Linked DNA regions of Mus musculus: region 2 is linked to region 1. The links are chromatin loops, found by intact Hi-C in ENCODE. Cell type or tissue: heart. All regions are shown on one strand.

The links. Peaks named below come from ENCODE experiments on the same cell type or tissue, not always from the same donor. Only the 100,000 strongest peaks of a DNase experiment are listed, where the experiment ranks them.
Region 2: a loop joins it to region 1, with 2.7 times the contacts of the local background. A loop is called at or near these places in 4 of 42 quality-filtered maps.

The regions. Positions count from the first base shown.
Region 1 is chr15:82,810,441-82,818,440 of GRCm38, reverse strand. Tcf20 (transcription factor 20) reads left to right here. Exons shown (of 5, transcript NM_013836.3): 4 at 2,781-2,830. Among named protein-coding and RNA genes, the nearest start is that of Cyp2d26, 20 kb to the right of the region's middle. In heart, a CTCF peak has its summit at 3,493 (motif pointing left); a DNase peak (open chromatin) is centred at 3,920.
Region 2 is chr15:82,919,900-82,927,899 of GRCm38, reverse strand. It overlaps a transcript of Tcf20 not described here. Among named protein-coding and RNA genes, the nearest start is that of Tcf20, 12 kb to the right of the region's middle. In heart, a CTCF peak has its summit at 4,931 (motif pointing right); DNase peaks (open chromatin) are centred at 5,659 and 6,629; H3K4me3 peaks cover 2,194 bases; H3K27ac peaks cover 3,076 bases; H3K27me3 peaks cover 2,591 bases.

The sequences.
Region 1 (8,000 bases):
AGAATAGAAAAGAGGAATTGTCTGTTAATGTGCTGAAATACACAGTACAATAGTAACTGTCAAAGTTAATTTCCAACAGAGTGTTCAGCTAACTCCACAGGACCAATGCAGAACCTCTTTAAAAACTACCTGAGCGGGCGGTGGTGGTGCACGCCTTTAATCCCAGCACTCGGGAGGCAGAGGCAGGCGGATTTCTGAGTTCTGCTGAAAGTACAGATGTGGGCACATTCTGTAAGACTTTTTTAGGAGATTTCATCTCCAGAAGTAATAATACTCACATTGTTTTATTTGTGACTTTTTTTTTCTCTCAGAAAAAGCATTTTCTAACTTTAGGAAACATTTTATTAATGGACTGTCACAACTGGTCATACTGTTTTGTCTCTGAGGACAAGCAAATGTGTCTTTCTGATGGTGTCTTTTGCAACAGTCCCTATAACTGGTGGTTTTGTAAACCTTGTGGCATTATGGTGGCCAAGCTTCACAGGGCCATGTTTGACTGGGCCTAGAGACTGGTGGTACAGAGCTGCTGGAGCTCAGGTGAGCAGAGAGTGCTTCCATGAGTTCCAGTTGTCTGTCTCCTGCTGTTAATCTCACTGGCAGATTGGAGCTGCAGGAGTCTTGGTCATGCTATGTGCTGGTAGGTTTTAAATTAATGCATTTTATTTACTGCTATGCTTGTTTCATGCTGGAGGAGGGGCCTAGAAGTTAGTGACAACTGGTGAGTTCTTGGGCCTTGATCTAAGAAAGCTGATAGTCTACCCTGTAGATGAGATGATCTGAGACTCCAGAGGCAGATAATACTAGTGAGTCAAATTCTACCACTATCTCAGCTGATTTGTTTAGGATCCTGAGGGTCTGAGAAGTTTTCATTTATGTGTTCCTCGGCTTCTTATATACAATTACACTTAAAATCTGTGGCTATATAGGCTGCTAATCTGGATTTCATTTAAACTGGTTAAATAGTAAACTTACTAAGGTAAGTGCCTGAGAGCTCTCTGAGAATGTGTGATCAATATTTATTAACATTCTGCCACCATGTCCTGCGTTGGTAACCTGGCTGTCGGTCTGTCAGAGTTGTGATGTACAAAGTGAACTCATTAATTAGATTTATCTGCCCTGCTCCACACACTACCACCTTTGTGCAGTAAAGCTGGACTTCTTGGAGGCACACATATTCTTGCTGCCATCAGGAATGCTGTCACCATGTTAAAAGTTGGAATATATCATTTTTTTTCCTCCAGGGATTAAAATCACCCTCATGGGACTTGGTTTTCCCTCTGAAGTATTCAGTGTGAATTGTGTAATTTAGTATCTTGTGTCTTTGGAGGCTGTGGGATGTAAGTGACAGCAGAAATTCCAGGCTTACCTTTCTAACTTGAATACTGAGCTATCTCTACAGAGGGGGAAAGGGTACTGACTTTTCAGGTGGATTTTATTTTATTTTATTTTATTTATTTTTTTTGGGGGGGGGGTTTGAGACAGGGTTTCTCTGTATAGCCCTGGCTGTCCTGGAACTCACTTTGTAGACCAGGCTGGCCTCGAACTCAGAAATCCACCTGCCTCTGCCTCCCGAGTGCTGGGATTAAAGGCGTGCACCACCATCGCCCGGCTCAGGTAGTTTTTAAAGAGGTTCTGCATTGGTCCTGTGGAGTTAGCTGAACACTCTGTTGGAAATTAACTTTGACAGTGACTATTGTCATTTTAAACATACAGAGAAATTTTTTTTAAAAATTTATTTATTTTATATATGTGAGTACAATGTCTTCAGACACAACAGAAGAGGACATTGGATCCCATTACAGATGGTTGTGAGCTACCATGTGGTTGTTGGGAATTGAACTTGGGATGTCTAGAAGAGCTGCCAGTGCTCTTAACCTTTGAGCCATCTCTAGCCCAATAAAAACATTTTAATGGAAACCACCTATTTTCTTCAAGAGAGTCACGGCTATATTTTTGTAGAATTCTTTTAAGGCTTTTCTTTTAATGAATATAAAACATTTTAATGAAATTTAGGGCTGGAGAGACGGCTCAGTGGTTAAGAGCACTGACTGCTCTTCCACAGGTCCTGAGTTCAATTCCCAGCAACCACATGGTAGCTCACAACCATCTGTAATGGGATCCAATGCCCTCTTCTGGTATGTCTGAAGACAGCTACAGTGTACTCATAAATAAATAATAAACCTTTTTTAAAAATTAAAGTTTATTTATACATTTATATGTCCTGGTTGTTGGGGGTGATTTTTGTATCACAGTATCATGGTTATTTACCCATAGCATCAACCACTTTAAAATACTAGGGTTTGTTTTGTTTTGTGACTGATGCCATGTTAATGTACCATAGATTATTTTGGATGTCAATGTTTTCCTATTAGGAACTACAGTGTGGTCCAAGAAGCAAAGAATATGAGGAAAACAATTGCGTGTCTAAGATGCAGATCTAAATGGTCTTAAATGTTCAATAACTTGAAATCCAGGTACAGCCAAAGCTCCTGGAAGGGAGTATAGGGTCTCCAGTTATCATGTGGGCGCCCCATGGCAGTTCCCTGGATAATCCACTAAACATAATAAAGCTAGGGGAAATACATATATGTCCAATGGCATCTGGCTTCTCCACAAGTACTGTTGGTTTATTTTATATAAAAGAGTATTGCATATATACATTTGAAACTAGGAAGGAAATAAATCAGTATTGAGGCCCCTTACATTTATGTGTATCTGTCCAACCAGTATAGCCATACTCAGTTAAGCATACATTCTAATCTGACTGTCTTGTTTTGTAGATTGTTTGCTGCATGAGGAGAATTTCTCGGTGAGGTGCCCCAAGCACAAGGTGAGTCACTGACCCCTGCACTCTCAGTGGAGCTGGCTATGTAGCTGGGAAATAGGGGTAAACCCCAGACACTGGGAGGCTTCACCCGTGCCCGTTCCCTATGCTGTAGCTGTAGCCTTCTCCTGGCCTTTGGAAGGTGGCGTGTCACTGAACTGAATGACTCCCTGGGGAAGGGGCCCAACAGCCTTTGTGGTAGGTTGGGAAGAGGTTTAGTTTTTTGAGGGGAATGTCTGTGATTCAGGAGTAATTAAATATCAGACCCAATAAAACTTACTGCTTTGTACATGAGTTTTAGTAGAACTCTATCTAGTTTGTGGATCTGGTTAATGAGTTGGTGCAAGGCCTGGTCTAGAAACATCTATCACACTAGTAAGTAGGCCAACTCCAGAGCCTGGGAGAAGCCCTCATTCTCTCTCAAGTAGTGCAGCAGAAGCAACCCAGCGGTGTATAGGTGATGGCTGCTGCCGGCCCATTTCCCAGTGTGGTGAATGCTCACTTCCTTTAGGAAAGGTGAAAAGATGAGACTTGTACCCATTCCTGCGGTACAACAGAAAGCATGGGATGGGATGAAGGAGGAGGGCAAAGGTGGAAACTTCTGCTGCCCTGCTGCCCCTGTTTTCCTGTACTTGGATCTGTGTAGCTGAGGTCACACTGACACCTGGTGGTCATTGGCGCTCAGTCTCCAGAAGGGCTGGAAAATACTAAAGGAGTCATCTTTAGAGGACTGTCCTCAGAATGTTCCTGACAGATTATGCTTGCTTTTAAGAATAATTCTCAGAGATGGGTCTTAGGATCAGACAGTATTCTCTTTATTTTTACTTATAATCATGTTTTACCTCAGCAAGCCCAGTCTGGGTGCCTCCTGTTTGTCATTCAGTACTGACTCTGCTTTTTATTTCCTTTTCCATGTGCCATTCCTGTCCTTTCGTCTACCCTTCCTGGTTCCCACACACTGTATTTCCTGTTCTGTCCCTTTTGTCTTGTCTCTTGGCTTTGGCCGGCATCAGCCTCCCCTTCCATGCCCTCTCCCCCCCTTGCAGAACAAGACCGCAAAAGGCAGCCTCAGCACAGAGCAGTCCGAGCGGGGGTGAGGGGGGAAGTGTGCACGTGGGAATGGACAGCAAGCACAGGTGAGTTGGGGCCTGCTGAGCTCCCACCACCTCCTCACCCAGCTCCGTGTGTATCTGGCCTCTGGCCTCCTAATGGCTCTAGGCTGCACCACCAGCTTTTAGTCATGTGGATTAATAAAGCAATAACAGAACAGCTTTTTATTTTGTTATTTAGCTTCCTGAATGTCTGCAAGAAGGCTTCAGAACTAACTATCCACTGCCAATTGGAGTCAGGACAACTTTTCTAAAGTTAGCCCTTAGTGAAGAGCTGACAAATGAGCCTATGAGTGATGGTCCTAAAGGCAGAGCTTCTAAGACAACCCTGTGGGTGGGAATCTTCTGCCAGGAGCCTGGTCTTTTGACTCTTGCCTTAGTGGAACCTAACCAGTGGTCACTTTAAAAACAAAACAAACAAACAAACAAAAATCCTTAAATTTTGGTAAGGCTTATATACTATGTTTGTTCGTTTGTTTTTGAAAAGAAAAAACAAACAGAATATTTTCCAAATTTTATTATTTGTAATCTCACTCCAGTATTGTGAAGAATTCTTTTTTTTTTTTTTTTTTTTTTTTTTTAAAAGCAAGCCAGGCAGTGGTGGCGCGCACCTTTAATCCCAGCACTTGGGAGACAGAGGCAGGCGGATTTCTGAGTTCGAGGCCAGCCTGGTCTACAGAGTGAGTTCCAGGACAGCCAGGGCTACACAGAGAAACCCTGTCTCAGCACCCCCCCCCCAAAAAAAAAAAGGCAACAAAAAAAACAAGGCAAATGAGATTTACTGGACTTTCATCATCCAGTTTCACTATATTCTTAATGGTGTCAAGGTATTAAACTGTGATGGGTGTGCTCACAGCCATAAGAATGCAGCTTAGTGGAGACGGGGTCTGGAAGCTTGCTTTGTCCTCTCTGCCCTGCATGTCACTGAAGGATGAGAAAAAGTAGGCTGAAGAGAATGGAACTTACATGGCCAGAGGCCTTGTTGCTCCAGTGGGCAGAGGTACTAGCTGTCTCTGAGGGATAATTCTCTAAATAGGGTCCTCTGTTCCTACAGCCACAACAGGCTCATTCTCTGTTGGGTTTGCCCTCTTCCCTGGTTAGACTAAAATCTAGGAGGTTTTTTATTGTCATTTTCTGGAAAAAAATCATAAATTTGAAAAACAGTTGAATCCATCTCAGAGTATTTGGCTTTCCTCCTCCATGAAAATGTTTGTTTAATTGGTAGTTCATTTACTGACTTCAGAGAAGGCTGCTTGCACCTTGCTGTGCCATAGGTCTGGATTCAGATGTGGGCTCCCTAGAAGGGATGCAGGGTGCTTTGTTATAGTGCTTTTTGTCTTTGCCTGCCTCTTGTGAAAGGTTCATGAAAACCACCTACTTGCTCTTGGGGCACAAGGTCCTACCTAACATGAAGACTAATGGACTGACAAGGCGTTGTCAGCTCTGCAGTTTTAGAAGTTGCTGGTTTGTACAAGCTGTACAAAGTGGTGATCTCTCTCTCTCTCTTTCTCTCTCTCTCTCTCTCTCTCTCACACACACACACACACACACACACACACACACACACACACACACACACACACAAGCATATCTGTGTGTATGTTTTGGAGAACTATTTACATTGGCCTTCAGTGGAACTAATGGACTTGAATGCCACCTAAGTAGAATCTGCAGTTTCTATGTCGTTGTCTCTTTAAGTTGGCCCAGTGGTTAGAGTCAAACTCTAAGCAGGTCATGAGACATATTCTTGAAGTAAGTGTCCTTGAAGGCTTGGCTGAGGTGGAACTTGGTTTTGTCTTTAATTGTAGCCTGACTTTTGGAATCCAGACCTTGGTAACTCATGTGTTTGGGACCTTGGTTGTCATCCTACTTATTCTTGGGTTCTTCCAGCTCCAGCCCCAGACCCTGAGCAGAACAGTGAGTTGTATTCTGTACTTCCCGGGCTGGTATCTGGTCATAGGAGGCCTGACCCTTGTGTGGAGTGGGCCTCAAGTCTGTTGAGGTTGTAGCAGTTACCTATTGAATAAAAGGACAGAGCTAGTATCCAGTCTTAATGTCTGGAATATTCTTTTTATAGACTCTTCCCACAAAAAAAGAAATGTAAATGTAAATTTTTTTTCTTGGGTTGTCTGTTCAGCTGTTACATTGAGGTCAGTCAGTATCCTTCAAGTGCCAAGTATTTGCTGAAACCTTATGGTCAGAGACAGAATCATACCACTGTCCTGTCCTCAAGGAACACTCATACTCAGGATCAGATCGAGAGCCACCATTAACAGGGACCTACACAAGGCAGGAAAGGGACAGTGAGTGTCCATATGTGTGTCCTGATCTACTGGTACCCCACTTTCTCACACAGAATGGTGAGGAAGGGGCTTTGAAACTGAGGTTAAAACTACTTAGTATCTCTATGCTTCTGTTTCTTTTGTAAAGAAAGAATAGTGATGAACTCAATGAGGATTTGATGAGGCCTCAGCAAATACTAAGCATGCTGCTGCTGCTGTCCAGCTCAGTGTTTCTGAGAGCTACAACTGCTCTGTCTAGCAGAACGTGCCAGAGCTAGAGGACAGAAGATGCTCTCTGGCATGTGGGGGTTATGCACTTGTCACCACCAGGCTAAGAGGATAAGAAAAGTAAAGTCTTTGAACAGTTGCCCAGTAGACCACCTCCCATTTCTGGGGATGAGAAAGCATCACGGTAGCTCAGTGATACTAAGATTGTTATTCTCGGGCTAGATTGCAGGTGTGGATAGGGACCATAGCTTCTCTGCTAGATCCTGAGATGCAGTAGACAGGGAACAGAAACCATTATTTGAAGTGATGCTCTGTCCTGGATGCTAGGAATAGCACCTACCCACATGCCCTACACAGAACAGCCATGGAAAGTAAAGGGATGGCATCCTCCCAGTTCCCTCTGGGGCAGCAGATGGCCCATCCACAGATGAGTGTCACTCCAACCCTAGGTTCATCCAGGGGGTGCTACTGGGATTACTCCTCTGAAAGTTAAGTTGATACGGAGTCAGAATTAGATCTCTCTCGGAGAACTCTTCCACTTTATGTAGAGATCACATGTGAGCTTCAGAGAGGAGACTGCCTCTGAATCCTGGCATAGTTGAGCTGGGTAATGCCTGTTGCTGTTGAGAGAGTCAGGTTGAGTGTTTGGAATAGAAGGATACAAAGGGAACCTTCTCAGGTTCAGGCCACAGGGTATGTTGGGGACATCAGAACGAAACCCAGCGCTCTATCTACCTGCTGAACATCAAGAAGCTTATTGTTTTGTGGTTGTGAAGATAGAACCCAAATGCCAGGCGACAGCTCTTTCTACTGAGCTACCCTCTTCACAAACCGTTCTTAGTGATAAACATCCACATGTCGTGAGATTTAAAGAAGATATTAACCCTCATCAGGTTGGAATGACAGAGAACTTACTTGACATAGGCCTGAGGCCTAGCTACCTCCTCTGAGCCATGTTTCATGCAATGAAACACAGTCTCTGCAAGTGTCGCCTCCTGAAGAACATGAGCTGCTTCATCTTGAAGATGGATTTTAAGGTACCTTAGCACCATCATAAGACACCTACATTCCCAGAGCTGGAGTCTAGGTTGTTGTATATACACTGCTGTCTCTGCAAAGTGTCTTCCTCCTTGTTGGTGTTTTTGTAAAGCACTTAGCAAGGGCAGATGTGTATATGTATATATATGTATATATGTATATATGCTTCTGAATGGTGCATTCTCCACTCCGGGACACACACCAGCCTTCCCAGCTGGTGCTTGTTGATAAGCTTTGTGGAAGCAGTTATTACACAGAGGCCTGTTTTTTCCTGAAGTTTGTCTGTTGGTGGTGATAGCAGGAGAGGTTTGAGGAAGAGACAAAGAGAACACCCAAAACAGATAGATGCAGAAAGTGCAGATATTGGCAGAAAGCAAGGATGAGAGCAACTTGCCATCAACAGTGACTTTTGGTGTAATTTTTATGGACTGATTCCTTGGAAACTATTGTGTCTTCCTGAACCCTTCTCATATAAATAAGACAGACCATGAAACACTCCTCAGTCTCTTGAACAAACTG
Region 2 (8,000 bases), 110 kb before region 1:
GCTTCTATTCAAGAACCATCTCTCATGTGTAAGGGTCTCCTGGGTGGGAAGGGCACAGACAGTTAGGACCAGCCCTGGTGCCAGCCAGACTTTCCTCTCATCCCCTGGTTAGCTGGCTATGGAAAGGTGATTAGAGTCGGGGCCAGACTGCCTGGAGGGGTCTCAAACCTAGCACTCGTGATCAGATGGGAGAATTCAGTCCTCTGGCCTGGAGAATTGGGATGTGGTTGTCTTCCTTGGCTGAGGGGTTAAATGACTGACTGCTGTCCTGGGATGCCTGCCCTGCACTGAGCCTTCATTTTGAGCTGGGGCTTAGCTTCACCGAGCTTCCATTTCCTCTCGGTACCACTGTGTAAGGACAGGGAGGATGGAGGCAGAGCCTGCATCTCAGGATTTGGCACGAGGTGGCACCCAGTGGGTGGCTGAGATAGTAACCCTGTCTTGCCTTAACCTCAGGTGTCTGGGCTGGAGGCTGGGTTTCAGCCAGCTCTTCTCAGCCTTAGATCAGTTGTGCCACGTGGGTGGGACACCCTCAGGTGGCTTCTGAGCTGCCGGGTGGGAAGGCACCAGATAGCCTGTGGCTTCAGTGAGGAGGGGGTCATGGAGAAACCTCCTGGAGCAGAGCCACAGCCTGTGCCAGCTTTTTTTTCTCCTTGCCATCTTCCTGGCCTCGGCTCCATTCAGAAGAGCCAGAATCCTGTCCACCCAGGCCTGAGAAGCAGAGGGCCCAGCGCTGGCCTCTGCCCTCGCCTGCTGGTGGTCTCTGTTCAGCCTCTTCTCCTGGCCTTGGTTTCTTCATCTATAAAGTGAGTGGGTTGTTAATGTCCTTCCTGCATGAGGAGCAGGAGCCCATGAGGGATAGGAGATCATTCAGAGGAGCCCTTTCATTGCCAACCCCAAATCCACACATGCTTCAGGGAAGAGCACAGGGTGGCAGATGTTCAAGGCTACATCCCTACCCTCAGCTGTCCCCGGCCAGGGCCAAGAGGACTTCGTAGAACAGCCTTCCTCTCCAGCCAGGCCCATTCCTCACCCCGCCTGCCCTCCCTCCCCCGACCCTCCATCCCTTGCCTAAGTCCTGTCTGGTGTCCATCATGTCTCTGTCCTGCCAGCCCCAGTCTCCTGATTGGGGAGATTGGGGGCTGCTAGCATCTGATAAGCCATCATTAGTCACTTCTGGGCTCTTGTACGGGGTGGGAGGGGGGGCGGGTGGCCCCTCAACTCTGTAAGCATGACTCTTTGGTTTGCTTCAGCTGGAGACTTTGGGGTCCTTGTGGGGTTCTCTCCTAGGGCCCACAGGTGCTTCAAAAAGGCAAGGGGACTTACCCTAAGTTTGAGGGCCAAGGATCTGGAATTTAGGCCTGCCATCTCCAAAATGTGTGGGTCCTAGAGCCCTGTGATGGCCTGTGAGGCCACCCTGCCAGGAGGTTTTATTCAAAGGACTAGACCTTGGTGGAAAGGATCAGCTTTGGGGATGGCTGCCAGTGTACTGGCTTCTGTTCGAGACAGAAAATCCCGGTGATGGTGAACTAAGGTGTGCAGTGTCCCTGCCTTCACCTGCCCCTCCCCCAAGGCCTTTCCCTTAGAATGCCCCCCTTTCCTTTGAGACAACATCTGGAAAGCTCTGCCTCCTTTGACACAGCTCATCCACCATTGCCTGCCTAGTTGCCACACCTAGGGAGACCCTGCTGTCCCTGCCTCATGTCCCTCTACAGAGAAGAGCCTCTTGTCTAGTTCTTTGGAGGTCTAGGTCTCCTGCCTGGTGCAATCGGGGCCCCTCCCAGCCTTCTCCCCACTGGCTTTGCCCCACCACTCAGTCTGGTACCATGGGAATACTAGGTAAATATTTGCTGAAGAATGACTTTAAGAAAGAACAGGTTTCCAGCCCTGTGTCTCGATTCCTCCCACAGTGAGGATCTGAGCTGATCTCGCTCTTGTTCCAACCCCTCCAAAGGCTCCCCAGTGCCCTGGAAATCAAACGTCCAACGTCTGAGTCAGATTTTCTTCCACTCTGCTATACCCTGACCCCTACCCCACATTGCCTGTTGAGTGCAGTTCCTGAGTCCTCCCTAGGGAACCTCTCCTACCAGCAAGCTGGGACAGCTCTCTCCTTCATGGAGGGCCCCCATCTCTGTCCCAGTCACCATGTAGCATTGCCCTGGCCAGGTTCTCCCTGCAGCTGAATGTTAGGGTGCCATTCCAGGCTGGAGTGTGAGGGAGGGAGTAAAGGCAGCCAGGATTTGGGGGGGGGGGGTCCCAGATGACATGTGAGAGGCTGGCTAGGAGGGGCAGCTATGAGGAGCTGGGGGCAGGACTGCCCAGAGCTGGGCATGGGACAGGGTAGCGGATTCCTAAGATCCATCTGTTGCCACCAGCCTCCATCACCTCCTATTCTCCTGCAGATCCTGGATCTATGGAACCTCAGATCTGGGACCCCCAAGTTCTAATCCTCTCCTCTTTGTGATAGTGAGCGAGCTCCTACCCCTCCTTATGATCCCACAAATGAAACAGCAGGTTGGAGCCTATCAGAAGCCCCATCCCAGCCCCATCCCTGAGCCTGGTGGGGACCTACTGTATTTGGCCCACATGGTGGATTTTAAAAAGAATCCTTTTTCTCCCCTCTTAAACTTGAGCCAATATTAAAAGGAGGAAGCTTTTTAAATGAAAGCCAGATTTCCAGCTTCTCTTAACCAGGCCAGGCTGGCCAGAATCTCCATTTACCAGAGGAGTTGGGTGGTCCTTGCTCTTGGCTCCCTACCCAGCCACTGAGCAGGGGCCCTTTGGGCTTCTGCTGCTTCAGGGGACAGGTTTCCAAACCTGTCTCCTCATCCCTTACTTAGAGATAAAACTCCATTCATCTCCTCCACTCCCCGTTCTAGACAATCTGCCTCGTTTTAAAATTCCTTCAGCAGCCCCAGGCCCAGCGGCTTCTCCCAGCTAAGGAACGCAAGGAACGAGGTTGCACGTGACTCTGCTCTGCGGCGGGCAAGGCTTTGATGTTGCAGTGATTGTAGACCGCCCCTCCCCCACGAGTCCCTCCCTCCCCGCCCCCCTTTCCCCACTCCTTTCTTCCACTGTTCTCTCCCCCATCTGCCCCCTCCACTTTTCCCTCCTACCCCTCTTCTTTCCCTCCTCCCTCACCCCTCCCTCCACTTCCTCCTCCTCTTTCCCACCTCCCTCTTCCCTCTACTTCCTCCTCCTCTCTTTCCCACCTCCCTCTCCCCTCCACTTCCTCCTCCTCCCCTGCTATTCTCTCCCGCTCCAGGTATCAGCTATTTCCCTGGCTTTGGCCCAGCTAGATCCTGATGGAGGGAGGGAACCCCAGCATTGGGGAGAAGTGCAGAGGTTGACCAATTGATGTCTGGGAGAAAAAATGGACTTGTGAGTTGGCTTGGCGTGGACTCCCAGGAAGAGTGGCATCTCTGCCCACTATCCCAGGACCACGGTGTTCCTGAATGACTCACTCCTCCCAGCTTCCAGTTACTTCTGTGAAGATTTGAGGTGAGGGCCTCCCCTCAGTTCAGGGCAGTCTCCCTATTGTCCCCGTGGGAAACAGAGGCCCTAGCGCATCTAAAGCTGACCTGAAGATTGGTAAGAGGAGTGTGGGGTGTGGATGGGGTGCAGATGCTGAGTTGATGGGGGGAAAGAGGCCGATAAAGATGAGGTTAGGGAGAGGCCAGTATATGTGCACTCTCAGAAGGACCACACCCCCGTCCTGCTCTCCTTCAGTGAGAGGTAAGGTTCTCAGTTTCTAGGAGTTCATAATGTCTGCCTGCCACCTCTCAGGTCCTCTCACAGCTTCTCTGGTAAATTCTTCCAGGCCCAGGGGGCAGGGTACATAGATTTAGCATCTGTCTGCTCGCTGCTGTTGTCATTTACTGTCTCCAGGGTAGGACACTGCTGCACTGTAGCCTTGTCTGTACTGGTATCATGCTGGGGCTTCCCTGCTCTCTCTCTCTCTCAGTCCTCCCTCAGCAGCTGCAGAGGTGCTCTCTGGATGCCCAGGATGTCGTCTAGTCCATGGGAGAAGGGCCATCCACTAACCTGGCCCCAAGATCTAGCATAGCCCTGCTTCATCTTCTATGGCTGAATCTGTCCTTCTGGAGGACAAGCTCTGGAAGGCGAGTGCAGAGATAAGCGATTAGGGCCAAGCTGGCACCTTACCAGCTGGCAAGACTGCTATGCACCTGGCCATTCATAAGGGAGAGGAGCATATTATCCCGCCAGCCCTCTCTAGCACCAGCACTACAGGATCAAAGAGGTGCCAAGACTCCTTAGCAGACCAGCCCTCTGCTTCGAGGGACTGGTCAGGGTGGACTTCAGTAGAGCCCAAGCCCCTCCAGACATAAGGTCACCAGAAGCACCTTTCTTCCTTGACCCTTCCGTGCCCGCTGAGTGACGCTGGCCTGCTCCTGCTTTCCCTGGGGTGCCTGCCTTCTTAGTGGCTATCTGATAGCCCACAGTGATCCAGTCTTAGGTGAAGACAGCCTCTCTCCAGAGGAACTCCTTCAGTCAGCACTGCCTGTCCTGTATCCCAGTTGCCCCTTTAGCCTCCCGGGTTAAGAACTTTGGGAGCCCAGTAGTGTGGTTCTGGGCCTTCCTGTGATGTTGGGACTCTGATGAGAGGAGTGGTAGGAACCATGGTTTGCGCCTCACCTGTGTGGCTGTGGGTGAGTCACTAGCGCTCCCTGCCTGGGCATGTAGAAATAGAGCCAGTGCAGCACCATAGCCTGAAAGTTTGATGGAATAGAGTTGGGAAGAGATGGTGGGAAGCCCCTAGCGCTTTTAATATATATATATATATATATATATATATATATATATATATATATATATATATATATATAAAATTTTGAATATTGATGTGTCTGTAAATGTCTGAGGATGGATTTGCGCATGTGAATGCAGTGCCCCAGGAGGCCAGAAGAGGGCGTTGGAGTCCCTGAGCTGTAGTCCCAGGCAATTACAAGCTGGGAATGCAGGTCTGGAAGAGCAATATGTGCCCTTAACCTCTGGGTCATCACTCCAGCCCTACTCTTGGTGCTTTGAACAGACATAAGCAGGCAGGCTGAGAGGTTATCTCTGCATCCTCTCGTGGCCAGTCTTGAACTCCACACTCAACAGATGCATGAGTTTCTGCCCTGTCCCAGGCATCTAGCCCTGCTTAAGCCAGGGGAGCATCAGGACTGATCCAGCCCCAAGCCCTTTCAGCATGCTGTGTGGCTGTAGGTGAGTTATTGCCCCTTTCTGAGCTCAGCCGCTGCGTCTGATAGCGCTAATATCTCCCTCCCGGGGGAGTCTGTGCAGGGACACCCAGTGCTGACTGAGTGCTTGCTCAGTGTCAGCTGTAGTTGTTGCTGTTTTTATTATTATTTGACTTGAAAATCTCCTGCTCCACATGCCGCTTCCACAACAGTCGTCGTTTGTACAAAGCTAAGCTGAATAAATGGGGACCCAGCAAGATTACGTCCCCTGCTCCCTGCTCAGGGCTGGCAATGACAGGGCCCCCTTGAATCTCTTGATGGGAGGAGGAGCTTGGCCCTATCCTGGTGGCCTGGCCAGGGCTCTGTTCAGGGGCAGGGGGTCTCAGTCCTGCCTGGCCTGCCTCCCGGCTGACAGCTCAGGCACTGTGAACTGGCGGCCAGCCAAGCTGCTTCCTTTCCCAGCTGGCTGCCATCCAGGGCCGGATGCCAAGGGGCCGGCTGGTGGGCAGCAGCTCCGTCGTCGTAGGGCTGTGATCCCAGCCAGAAGACTCCAGTTAGGGCTGGGTGTTGGGGGTTCCCACCACCCCCTTGAAGCCCCTGGGAGCTGAACGCCGCTGCACCGGCTCTCCGCACTGCCCCTACAGCAATACCTCTGCAGAACACGGAAAAGAGCAGATCTTTGAAAGATGCAGTAGAAAGAGCATGGCTTGGGCAAAGGGTCCATGGAGCCTCTGTGTTCACATCCAGAAAATGGGGCCAGTTTAAGCCTTATGGCTTGTCTCATGGGTGGCTCACAGGTAGGCTGTGGTAAGAGAGGAGTTTGGTATTATGCTAGGGTGAAGGAAGCTGAGAGCTTCACTTTGGACGTTATCTTTGTTTGCTCTTGTCTATAGTTGGGGGTGGGGTATGTTGTTGCCAGCTGGCACTCCCTCCCACTCTGGCCTACCCCCAACTTATCTCCTCATGACAGTAGGGCATTATTTGGTCTTTTGAATATCTGTGGTGGGTGATGTCTTAGGCTCTTCTTTAGGCTCTTCTTAGCCCCTTTGGACAGCCTTGGTCCCTCCTGTGTCCCAAGCACATCCCCCTGCCTGGAGCTATGGTTAGCACAGAGGACACTATTTTGACAGCCACCTTTGTGCACTCCTTCATCCCATATCACAGGTCTGTATTCTGTCTGTGGGCTGCCAGACTCTGTGAACCTGGACCGTGAAGGCTTGCTGATGACTGCTGGCTCAGTGCATTCTCAGTTCACTGGGGATGTGTCCACTGTGTGGTTGGCTACGAAGCTCAAAGACAAATCAGCATAGTCAGCCAGGAGCCTCACTGGGCCTCCCTCCCTGGCTGCTGTTGCCAGTAGGAATTCTAAATCCTGTGACTGCTGGGCCCAGCACCCTGGACAGCACCGGCCTGGCCCTGCCTTCTCCCCTAGTCAGAGGGAGGGCACTTTACCACTCCTCCGGTCCAGTCTCTGCCACGCCTATCACCCCATCAGCCTCGGCAGCCCCCCCTCCTGCTCCTGGAGTCTTTAGTCTTCGGCACAGTCTGGTAATTAAAAACCTTCAAGGGGGACTTTATTGAGTTAGCATTAGTTATTTTGTCAGGCTGGGAGAGCGAGAGAATTATCTGTCCTCCGGGAGAGGGGGCTGGGCGGAGGCCGTGGGCTGAGATTGGCAGGTGCCTGCTTTTGAGCACGCTGTGCTGGGGCTAGACAGTTACATGGTTGCACTGCACTGCGGGTGACAGGAGGGGCAGGAGGGGAGCAGGTAGCAGGGCCCTTCTCTACCCAGAGGCTTACCTTGCCACATGTGCCCACTGTTCAGGCCCTTCCTGCTCCTAGATTTAAAAAACAAAACCAATCAAACAAGCTCCCTTCAGAGCCAAGATGGCTTCCGACTCTGACTCTCGTGGGGATGGGGTAGGAGACTTTTTTTTCTCTTCGGGCTGGGAGGTATGGGCTAGACCTCTTGTTTCTACAGGCCAGGATTTCAGTCTAGGGTTGGTCAGAGAGCTGGTTTGAGGTGCCCCTGACCTCTTTGTCCACTTCTTTCCATAGCTGGCATATAACCTTTTACAACCAGGTAAGGTCCATGTGGGATATGTAGCTTTGATCTTGGGCCAGCCCCTCACCTATCTGCCTTCAGATTCTCACTTGTGAATATAGGGCAGCAATCTCTCCCTCTCCAAGGCTGTCAGGATCAATAAATGAAATCGAGTATGTGGTCTCTTGTTCAGGACAGGCCCAGTTTTCATTCCCCTGGAGAGGTACAGTTCCTGGGAAGGAACCAACATTTGTCCCTTCTGCAGGTTTTTCACTTTGTGACTAGTCACTCTGACTCCACATTTCAGATGAACTGAGGCTTGGAGCAGTAAAGTGTTTGTTGAGTCAGCCAGGAGTAAGTAGGAGGTTGGTTCAGATATGGGTCTTTCCTTTGACCCAGGGGCCAGAGGGACATAAACCATGGAATCTTCCGGGAAGACCACTAAGGAAGATTAAGAGCTGTCTGCCTGCTGCGGTCCTTGGGCCTGACCAGGAAGTTAATCGCTTGGAGATTGGGCCCCTCTTCTGTTTAGGCTATGTCCTGCCACTGCCTTGTTCTCCTGCTTTGCTCCATAGCTAGGCCTGGATCCCTGCCCCTCTCCCCTTGCTCTCCCTATAAGTCTCACACCCTACCATTCCTTTTGAGAAGTACCTGGCTAAGAGGATGTGAGATCTGGAGCCAAGACTGAAAGTGAAGGGATGAGTTAACCCTGTGTCTGTGACGTCCACAGTCACACAGAGTAGGGCTCTCGTGG